Regions from separate parts of the Mus musculus genome. Here region 2 is linked to region 1. Evidence: chromatin loops called from intact Hi-C (ENCODE). Cell type or tissue: gastrocnemius. All regions are shown on one strand. Each heading gives the region's core, and the rest is flanking DNA. Links, peaks and the distances in the headings are about the cores only.

Region 1 (2,917 bases), core at 255-2,754:
AGGAGCCCCAGGATCCATCTGCCTGCCTCTCACCCCCAGCACTGAAGTTAGATGGGAGCTGTGACTCCCAGCTTTCACAAGGTGCTGGCTCTTTGAATTCAGTTCTTCATGCTTGCCTAGGAAGCTCTTTATCAGCAAACCTCTCCCCAGCCCCTAACATGCTGTTTTTAATCCATTAGAGCATATGACCAGTGTTTTCTTTCTCTTCTTCTTTTTTTATGAGCAGCTGTGTTTTGAAGTTTTTAGATAAGCTTTAAGCATTTTATTTTTGTGGTCAGCATTCTGGAGGAGCTGACCTGTTTCAGGACTGACTCGACACGTAAGCCCCGTTATCAACGATCAAGCCCCGTTCAGGTTGCAAGTGCACATAGAATTCTATTTCCCAGATATGGTCGTGCTTTCCAGTATGTTCTCAATGCTTCTATATACACAATGTACACTTAAGAGATGACAAACATACTGTAGGCTCTGTGTGTGTGTGTGTATCCCATGGGTTGATGTGATAGGCATGTGTCTGCAGATGCACGCATGTGTGTGTACTTTCTCATACTATTCTGAATGTTACCACTTGCTGTGTTAGGAGATCCGCTTTTTTCATTCCACTCCACCTAGGCTGTCTTTTCAGTTCAGGTCTATAACATGAGCAAACATCTCTCCCCCCCCCTTTCTTCTCTCTCTCTCTCTCTCTCTCTCTCTCTCTCTCTCTCTCTCTCTCTCTCTCTCTCTCTCTCTCTCTCCCCTCTCCTCTCTCCCTCCCTCCTTCCCTCCCTCTATTCTTGTGTGTGAGTGTGTGATGTAAATATACATGTGTGGGTCCACGTGTATATAGGCACAGGTGTGAGAGGGCCTGAGTTGATGCTGGTGTCTTCCTTGCTTGCTCTCCATCATATATTTTAAGGCAGGATCTTTCAGGTAAAGCCAGAGCTTGCATATTGGCTAGGCTAGCCAGTTTGTTCTAGTGTCTCTGCTTTTGGAATTACAGGTAGCCAACTCCCCACCTGGCATGTATGTAGATTCTGTAGACCGGGACTCTGGTCCTCATGCTTAGCAGCAGAGCATTTACCCTCTGAGCCTGGGAACTTCTAAAGATGGGTCATTAAGCTCACTCTGGAGGTCCAGTGTAAAGCATTTGGCCCTTCTTACGGCAAGGTCTGAACAGTTGGGTCCCCACGTGGCAAAGGCCTGTGGGATGCTCACGCAGAGTCCCCTGGCTTTTCCTGAGTGGATGCTTGGTCTGCTTCTGCCTCACATTTGCATTTTTGGCTTTGCTATTGGCGGCTTTTACTTTCACTCTGTCTGTGACAGACAGTTCCCCACAATCAGAAAAAAAAAAAGCTCCGGCCATCATCTATTCTCGTTTGTCTCTGAGGATCATGGGAATGGAACAGATCCCTCTGCCTGTTAATCATGATGATGCGGTTGAGTCAACAGGAGGGCCTGGCCTGGGTACATCAGCTGACGTCCCGATGTTCTCTCCTGATGGGAGCTTGGTTCTGACAACAATTTGCTCACCGAGATGTTCCAAACAACAGTAATTACCAAAAAGTTACAAAGGTCTTGCTGGATCGTTGATTCTAAGAATTCATGGAAACACTCAGAGATGAGCCAAGCAAGAGAGAGGAACTGACTCAGGTTACAAATTTACAGAGAGCCCTGGGTTTTACAGAGACTAGATCTGATCAGGATGTGGGGACGTGCTAGGTACCAATAATTAAATCAGAATTTCTTGGATGTGTAGTCTCTCACCTCTCTCTACTGTAACTGCAATTGCTGCCAACCATGGTCTCTTGGCTATGTACCAATGGACTGTGTTAGATAGTAACTGCTTGCTGAGGCTATATAGACTATGGGTTAGCAGGAAACTGCAGGGATTGAGGAAGGAGACAGGAGGGGAAAGTATAGTGTGTACATTATTGTTAAACATTGGAAATTCTTAAAAGAGATTGTACATGAGAAAATGAATGTAAAACCTTTACAGCTATGAAAAAATAGATATATAAGAAAAAATGGCCTGAGTTGTCTCAGTGCCAGGATATGAACTGCACCTCTTTGTCAAAGACTTCTTTCACCAACTCCACATATCCATCTTCAGGTCCTGAACCCTCCGGAGATGGGAAAGAGATAGCAGTGCATGGTGCAGTGGGCCACGCTCTCTGAGACCATCTCCTGTCATTGCTGCCTCATGCATATCCCCACCCTGCAAATCTCAGCTGTGCTCTGCCTTTCTCACAAAGCTCTCAGCTGGGTTCACCCAGGAGACCAGAAAGTTGGCTTCCCAACCAGAGCCTGATTGGCCATTAGCGACTACTCTCACAGAACAAATCTGAGTTCTGGTTGAATATAATGTGTTCCAAAGTATAAGAACACTGCTCAGGATCTGTATCCCCCATTTTTAGGTGTGTTCACCAGGGTTACTCTCATAGATTCCACGGAGTTAGGTTTCTGTGTTGCTCCCAAACGCTGTCATCTTCTATAAACAGGCTAGGTTCCCAGCAGTAGGACTGGGACATCAACCCAGCCACAAGATCTTTGACCTACAATCTGACTGCAAGATGTGCTGGGGTAATGGTGGTGCAGAACTTGTGACAGTGGCCAACCAATGACTGGTCCAACTTGAGGCCCATGCTACAAGAAGGAGCCTAGGCCTGACACTGTCTGAATGGCCAGGAACCAGAGGCAGGACATCCCAGGAACCCAGGATAAAACCAAACACAACTGGCAAAACAAACAAACAAACAAAAAGTCAATGAATGATATTCTGCTATATTCATAGATTGTTGCCTAACCCAGTTGTCATCAGAGAGGCTTCATCCAGCAACTGTTAGGAGAATAGACCCACACGCAGCCAAACACTAAGCAGAACCAGGGGAGCTCTCTAGAAGAGGGGGAGGGAGAATGGTAGGGGCCAGATGAGTGG
Region 2 (2,917 bases), core at 261-2,760, 58 kb before region 1:
GACCACCATGGTAGCATCTCCTCTCCGGTTTCCCTGAGCATCTCCATAGAGATGGCACATCAGTCAAAGCTGACTGCAACCTATGAGCCGAATGCAGGGAAAAGGAGATGAAAAACAAAAACAAAAACAAAAACAAAAAAACAAAAAAACAAAACAAAAAAAAAACCCGCCACCAACCCCTGAGCTTCCCACAAAACCCACCACTCCCTGAACAGGAAAAGCCTCCAATCCCTGAGCTCTCCAAGCTCAGAATTTGAGATCCCACCAATCTTCACTCTGGCAATCTCTGCCCTGAAAAGCTCTGGCCCTAAGAAATCCTATATAAGCCCTGTCCTTTGTCCAGTTCCCTGATGCCCACTCTTAAGAGCAGAGGGCAGTCATTCCTAGGTTTGTCCCTCCACACCCCGGACCCTCCACTAAATCCTTCATGAGATTTCCTGCCTGTTGTGCCTCTCTCATCAAAAGAAGCTAAGAAGAAATGAAGCAATGAAGAGAAGAAGTAAGGAGCAGGGCTGAGGCCCCTGAGTTCCTGCTGGGGATACCCTCCCCTGGGAGCTGCAAACTTCTGCTAAGGAGGCTTCCTCTCAAAGCTGTGTGGTTCCTGAGCTACCAAGTCTCAAGATGCTTCTACTGGGACACTGTCCCACCCCAGAGCTGTGTGGCTCCTGAGCTCCTGTGTCTCAGGCTACCCTTCCACTGGGATAGCTTCTTCCCTCAGAGCTGTATGGCTCCTGGGCTTCCGAGTCCCAAGATCCCCTTCCACCTGAGCAGCAAAGCATATATTCTATACCTGTATAAGAATGTCATTATAAAACTCATCATTTTGTATATTACATATGCTAAAAATAATAATTTTCTTATTTTTGCAATTAAAACATGTTCTATAGCTTTTAAAACTGTACTTTTCCCTCCCATCTCCTTCCTCAATCCCTGCAGTTTTCTGCTAACCCATAGTCTATATAGCCTCAGCAAGCAGTTACTATCTAACACAGTCCATTGGTACATAGCCAAGAGACCATGGTTGGCAGCAATTGCAGTTACAGTAGAGAGAGGTGAGAGAAAGAAATTCTGATTTAATTATCAGATCTATTCTCTGTAAAACCCGGGGCTCTCTGTAAATTTGTTACCTGAGTCAGTTCCTCACTCTTGCTTGGCTCATCTCTGAGTGTTTCCATGAATTCTTAGAATCAATGATCCAGCAAGACCTTTGTAACTTTTTGGTAATCACTGTTGTTTGGAACACGTCGGTGAGCAAATTGTTGTCAGAACCAAGCTCCCATCAGGAGAGAACATCGGGGCGTCAGCTGATGTATCCAGGCCAGGCCCTCTTGTTGTCTTAACAGCAAGCGCCCTTATCCACTCTGACCCACGGAGACCTTTCACCAGCCCTAGGCCAATTTTTGAGCATGAAAACCTTGTCTTCCATGCCCCTGTGCCAGGGATGGCTCTGATTCCAAGCATGAATGGAAACCCGATGGCGAGTGCCTGTGTCCTGCCAGGCCTCCTGTGTGGTACGTTTGGTGGTGCCCTCCCAACCGTCCTTCAGAACCTTCTCACTCCCGCTGGCTTCTGCCATTGCTCCTGGGAGGGAAAAAGAAAGGGAAAATTTAAATCAGTCGCTTAGAACACAAACCAGACCTGCAAACAAAAACATGCTAAAAATGGAAGAGCACCTGGGCAAGTTGGCGTGGCCTTTAGGAAGCAACCCTCTGGAGTTTCACACAGGCTTGGCCCATGCCTGTGAGGCTGGCAGCCCTCAGTACTGCACCCCAGATGTTTAGCACTAGACAGAATTAGAGTGGTAGTTTGGATTTCATGGGTGTGGGTTCTAATCCCACTGTCACTACTTACTAACGGGGTGATTTTGGAAACATGATATAGTATTAATAGTAAACAACAGGATGCTGGAGAGATGGCTTGGGACACTTGTGGTGAGAGACAGATCTTTTGGGTTTAGACTCCGTCTTAGAGAACCTGACCAAAGGTTGAACTCAAGTTAACAGGCTGGTACCTAGCACCAGTTTCCAGGTTATTCCCCCAACAAATCTATACCTCCTGGTTACAAGTCTGCCCCTGGTACTTCATTTCCTAACAACCACCAATCAGGGAGAAAACAAAAGTTAAGTTTATGGTTTGGCACTAACGCCAGCCACTTATTTTAAAGGCCATAATGGTCCCCTCAGTCAGATGTGTGCCAGGCTAGATAACCTTTCTTGCCTTTATAAATGCTTGTCTGAAACTGGGCTCAAAGCTACATCCTTCTGTTGTATTGCGCTAGAGACTGGTGTGGCCCAAGCTCGAGTTTGAATAAAGAGACCCTAATGTGATTCCATCAGAATCAGCTTCTTGGTGGTCTTTTGGGGTTCATGAACACTTTCTGGCACAGCAGTGACTCTTCCAGAGGATCCAGACTATTTTACACATATACATGTAGGTAAAACACTCTTGCACACAGAATAAATAAATCTTAAAAGAATATCTACTTGATAGAGCCATCATGGGGATTAGAAGTAGAAAAAAAACTATACAATTTTTGGCTCAATGCTTAGACTCTAAAAAGCATCTGATAAGCTAATTATTTGGGGGTTTGTTATTAAAGCTAATCCCATTGGCTTCCAAAAAGCTTGGAGATCAGAGAGAGCTCAGCACAGGAACTTTCACCATCCCTTTGTGATGGCTAGTATTAAAGGTCACTTGGACTAACTCTAACATCACATGGGGATGGGCCTCTGGCCATGCCCTGGGGGAGAGGGTTATCTTGAGGGCACTACTTGATTTGGGAAGACCCATCTTAACTTTGGTTGGACCATTCCCTGGGCATAGGATTCTGGGCTGAATAAAATGGAGATGGCAAGCTGAGCCCTCTTGTGTGTGTGTGTTCCTCTCTCCTTCCTGACTGTTGTGGCCTTGACGCCCT

The links. Peaks named below come from ENCODE experiments on the same cell type or tissue, not always from the same donor. Only the 100,000 strongest peaks of a DNase experiment are listed, where the experiment ranks them.
Region 2: a loop joins it to region 1, with 9 times the contacts of the local background. A loop is called at or near these places in 14 of 42 quality-filtered maps.

What each region holds. Positions count from the first base shown.
Region 1 is chr6:71,998,679-72,001,595 of GRCm38, reverse strand. No RefSeq gene overlaps it. Among named protein-coding and RNA genes, the nearest start is that of Gm26628, 36 kb to the right of the region's middle. In gastrocnemius, for the core only: no CTCF peak of the experiment used is centred there; a DNase peak (open chromatin) is centred at 1,343.
Region 2 is chr6:72,056,985-72,059,901 of GRCm38, reverse strand. No RefSeq gene overlaps it. Among named protein-coding and RNA genes, the nearest start is that of 9130221F21Rik, 16 kb to the right of the region's middle. In gastrocnemius, for the core only: no CTCF peak of the experiment used is centred there; a DNase peak (open chromatin) is centred at 1,465.